2 separate regions of the Mus musculus genome follow, and region 1 is linked to region 2. Evidence: chromatin loops called from intact Hi-C (ENCODE). Cell type or tissue: gastrocnemius. All regions are shown on one strand.

Evidence for each region. Peaks named below come from ENCODE experiments on the same cell type or tissue, not always from the same donor. Only the 100,000 strongest peaks of a DNase experiment are listed, where the experiment ranks them.
Region 1: a loop joins it to region 2, with 4 times the contacts of the local background. A loop is called at or near these places in 4 of 42 quality-filtered maps.

The regions. Positions count from the first base shown.
Region 1 is chr12:32,636,636-32,639,135 of GRCm38, forward strand. No RefSeq gene overlaps it. Among named protein-coding and RNA genes, the nearest start is that of Gm33380, 56 kb to the left of the region's middle. In gastrocnemius, a CTCF peak has its summit at 992 (motif pointing right); a DNase peak (open chromatin) is centred at 949; H3K27ac peaks cover 1,462 bases.
Region 2 is chr12:32,378,504-32,381,003 of GRCm38, forward strand. Ccdc71l (coiled-coil domain containing 71 like) reads left to right here and starts at 286. Exons shown (of 1, transcript NM_001162903.1): 1 at 286-2,500. The coding sequence starts at 481. The coding sequence ends at 1,137. In gastrocnemius, a CTCF peak has its summit at 1,138 (motif pointing left); DNase peaks (open chromatin) are centred at 248 and 1,089; H3K4me3 peaks cover 2,500 bases; H3K27ac peaks cover 2,077 bases.

The sequences.
Region 1 (2,500 bases), 260 kb after region 2:
TCAGAAAGAAGCTTACAGACCACTTTATTCATATATATATATATATATATATATATATAGAGAGAGAGAGAGAGAGAGAGAGAGAGAGAGAGAGAAATTAAAAATATGGCTGTCTGGGAGGAGAACACAGAGTATTCTGTGTAACAGTATTTAAGAATAATAGGCCTGGACCAAGAAAACAAGAAGATTGGCTATAAAGAAAATAAAGAACTCATGGGCATTTGTGGAGTCAGATTAGAATAAAGATATCAAAGTAGAAATTTCAGAAACATACTAGTCCCTAGGTGACTTAACTGGCCTTTTATTTTTAAATGATCTATTTATTTTTATTTTGTATGTGTATTTATTTATTGTTTTGCCTGGATGTGTGTGTGTGTGTGTGTGTATATATATATATATATATATATATACACATATATATATAGTGTGTGTGTGTGTGTGTGTGTGTGTGTGTGTGTGTGCTTGGTGTCCACGGAGGCAGAAGAGAGTGTCAGATTTCCTGGAATGGAGTTATAGATGACTGTGACCTGCCATGTGGATGCTAAGAGGCATATGTGGACATACGTCATTCATTTCACTTTACAGAGTGATTATTTGATGCCTAATTGTTATCTGTTTGCAAAGTTGTCTTATGATTCTATACAGTATTTTGGATGCTAATGATAATCTTACCTGATTATTTAACTTTTAGGTCAATTAAACTTTCCATTAAAATTTGAAGACACTATCCAAGCTATCGCTTTGTAGGATGAAAAGCACACAGAATTCTAAGTGCCTGTGACTCTGTTCTTCCTTTTGCCCTGTGAATTCCTATCCCACAGCGTCGTTGGTGAGCAGGGAAGAAGGGGTTACATAGTAGCGGGGTATCTCTGCTCTCCTTTGATCTTTTTCACAGCCAGCGCTATGCTATGGCAGGGTTTGTGTTCTCGGAAAGGAATATTGACTTCTTAGTCCTTCCTCTCAGTTTAAAATTGAAATTCCTCATTAGGCCACAAGGTGGCAGATTAATAGCAGGGAAAAATTCAAGCACAAAAGCGGTAAAGAAACTTTTTCAACAGAAGAGAAATTGTGAACAAAGAAGGTCTTGTCTCCCCTCCGCTTGTGTGGTCCCTTCCATGATCAAAAGTTCCATTTGCTAAACAAACACATCCCTTTAAAAAATATCATCCCTTTGAAGCCAGGGAGAAGAGACTCCTCTACAGACTTGTTAGTAGTGTTTCTAAGCACACAACTTCCTTGAATCTCATTTGAGGATAGCCTGTGTACACCCACTAGAATGTCAAGCTTTCATCCTGTCAATCAATTGAACAATTGCCACGGAAGACTTCTTCTTCATGACCATATGCACTATCACAGTTGAGCCATGGCCTGTCTTGGTAAACTAACTTTCTTTGGGATTTCTGAGACAACTTCAGCTACTCCACACTGACTCCTGGGTATCTAGCCTCATCCCTCTCTATTCCCCACTGCTGCCACTGTCACTTCTTTGGATATCAGAACTGACCATGACTTCCTACTGAAAAGTCCACACCATTAGCCATGGGATGAAATATAAAGTCCAAAATGTGGCACACAGGGAACTTTCTAACCTGTCTCATAACCTGTACACATACAGACATACACTTACTAATTCAATATCACTGGCATTACTGCTGTGTCAAATATACCTCTTTCCTCATCTCGCTGGGTTTTATTCCATCCTTCCCTCTAGCTGGACTGCTCTTCCTCATCTGTGTCTGGCAAGTATCCAGTCCATGCAATGCCTTGTTCAACATTCTCATGCGAACAGTACCCTGCCTGCCTGACCCTCATGTTCTTGCACGGAATCCATCCTCTTATTGTACACATATCTGTCTTTCACACTAAATGTAAGCTCTTTCATAAAATAGTCAAGGACTGGGGTAAGTGTTGGGAAGAATGCTATTTTCCAAGTAGATGCTTAGAAAACACTATGGAAGGACTGCAGCATCTTATCTGGCAGACAGATAGACACCCATAGGCTCCAAAGACTTAAGTGGAAAAAATGGCATCAGGTGGAGACACCATTGGTGGTATTGATCCCTTCTTCATGAAAGACCTGGAGCCAGGAGGATTGGAATGGCTCCTGGCAACCCTGTACTCCTTGCAACTAGGAATGGTATAGATCCGTTCTCTTCCCAAACATCAATCCCCTTCCCACAAATTACACAATTTTTCCCTGTACCTCTGCTCGCCAAGACACAGTAGATTCCTGTATCTCCAATTTTAGTGAGGTAGGACTCTTTTCCCTTGGGGGTACAGAGCAGCTATCATTGTTAGCACTTGAGCTAATTGTAGAAATATTCTGTGACGTCTGAAGACAAAATTTGAAAAATTATACTGAACGATGCTAATATATCATTTAAAACTGGCGCATTTCTCCTGGGTTCCCTTGGTACTTTCTTTGTTGATTATCAGTGGAGATATATTAATTTCATGCTCACCACTACAATTTAAGATCAGAAATGGAACATCTAACAAT
Region 2 (2,500 bases):
ATGGATCCACCCAATGGTTGACTGGCCTTCCAGGGCCTCACCATCACCCACCACAGCCACCATGTTCCACGAACTGGCCTCTCCCCCATCAGTCCCCGCCCCTCACTCGGAGAGCACCCAATGGGAGGAGCTGAGGCCGTGGGAGGCGGGGACTAAGGCGGGCCCATTTAAAGAAAGGCTGAGGGCGAAAGGAGGCAAGAGAAGAGAAGAAAGAGAAGCCAGGGGAGGGGGCGGGCGCCGTCCAATGACAAAGCCCCGGGGTGGGCGCCCGCCGCTGCCGCCATCTTTAGCCCGGCCACAGGACAACCAGCGCGTCCTCCGCCCCGAGGGGGAGGGGCGGCGAGGCGAGAAAAGTAGCGAGCGGCGCCGGGCGGAAGGCGCCAGCACAGGCTAGCAGCGCCGGGCGGAAGGCGCCAGCACAGGCGAGCGCCGCCGAGCCGGGCGCGGACAGGGACGGCGGGCGGTCCCGAGCGGCCTCTGATGCGACGCGGCGTGAAGAGGCGGCGGCGCCGGCCCCGGGCTGCCTGGGGCGGCGGCTACGGAGCGGAAGGAGGGGCCGGGCTGGAGGCGCTGGAGGAGAAGGTGGTGTACTCGCGGTCGCAACTGTCGCTGGCCGGAAGCACGGAGGCGCTGGGCGACGCCTTCAAGCTCTTCATGCCCAGCAGCACGGAGTTCATGAGCTCGGAAGCGGAGCTCTGGAGCTTCCTCTGCAGCCTCAAGCACCAGTTCTCCCCGCACATCCTGCGCAGCAAGGACGTCTACGGCTACTCCTCGTGCCGGGCACTGGTGCCCGACCCCCCGGCGCCCGACAGCCGCCCCGCGCGCCGGCCGCGCCCGCGCGCAACGCCCAGGAGGAGGCGCCGTGGAGCTCGGGCTGCCGCGGACACCCGTAGGCCGCGCCCCGCCGCTGCGGCCGCGGAGCCCGGGCCTCCCGCATCCAGCTTCGGGGGCCGCACCCTGGAGGAGATCTGGAGGGCGGCCACCCCGACGCTGACCAGCTTCCCGACCATCCGCGTCGGCGACGACGTGTGGGGCGAGCGCAGCCTGGCGGTGGCGCGGCGCAGGGCGAGCCAAGTGCTGCGAGTGGACCTGGACCCGGTGGTGAGGCTGCGCCGCTTCCCGGTGCACCGGCTGTGATGCGCGCTGCGGCGCCTCCTGCCGGCCGCCGCCCGGGGAAGCTTCCGCGCGCTGGAACGGACTTATGTCAATGTCAGTCGAATGTTTACAGAACCGGCCCCCTTTGGTGCACTTTATGCGCGAACTAGGCCCCTGGATGCGGTGCGGCGCCGCGGTCCAGGATCGGGACAGGTGCGGCCCCCACGCCCGCGGCCAGACGGGACGGCCGGACCCGCGACAGAAGTCCCTTTGCTTCCCAACCCGGATGGAGACGTCTCCAGAACCTGGAGGGACACGTGCGTTTTCTCCCTCTCGGACTCTACCTCACCGGTCTGGAAGACCTCCGAAGACTTACAAATTTTTTTCTCCAAAGGAATTTTGTTTTCGTGCTTGTGTAATACAGCCAGAATTTTACTTGCTCCTGATTCCCCTTCTGTTTTCTTTTTGACTGTCAGCCCCACTTTCTGGACAGAAGATCGACTATGTTTCCTGGTGAAGTGCTGGTGTACGCTCAGGGTATTCTGAAGGCCACTCGTTTTCTAATTTTTACTGGATTCCAAAGCTTTGATCAAGGTCGTCTTTTAAGAGTTTCAAGCTTATGACTGTTAATGTAAGGATTTGTATGGCTTTGAATTTCATGAGCTCAGTGATTAACAAGAGATGCAAAGTACAACTTTAAAATAAAAGGTTAAGGTGTTTATATATAAAGTTTTATATTGAAAGTTTATATTTACTGAGCTCCTAAGTAAAATGGTAGAATATTCTTTAAAAGTTTTGTTTAAGAAAAAGTTGACTTACTCTATTCATTTAAATTGAATAAAATTGAAGTGTTTTGAACCACATGGCTTGTGATAAAAATTGAATAAATTTTGAAGAAGATGTTGGCTACAAGAATGACTGGAATCCAGTTGGAGGTGTTTGACCTCGCTTCCTGGTGTAACATAATATTCAGGATTGTTAATGGGAAGAGAATTAAGATGGAAGTTGCTTAGGAGAGATCAATACGTGTGGACATTGTGAATAAACAGATAAACAGAATACCCTTTAGAATTCCCAGAATTGTGAATGATCTATAGGGAGGGGCAGGGGCATTTCTTGGTACCATATAACTGGTCAACGTTATTTGGCAGAAAAGTAGATCTTAATTCTTTGTTGTTGAATAACAAGAAATGCCTAAGCTAATACTCATTGTATTTCTGAAAACCATGACAATTGGTTGACAGTTTGTCCTATGAGTTTTCTTTTTCTCTTCTTCCCATTCATCATTGTGTTTGCAATCTTTGATAGCTGAAGGCCACAGGAATCAAAACATGGAGCCACACAGTACTGACCCTTCTTGTACTTGTCCACTTTTATAATAGCGTGTATACCATATGGCCCAGAG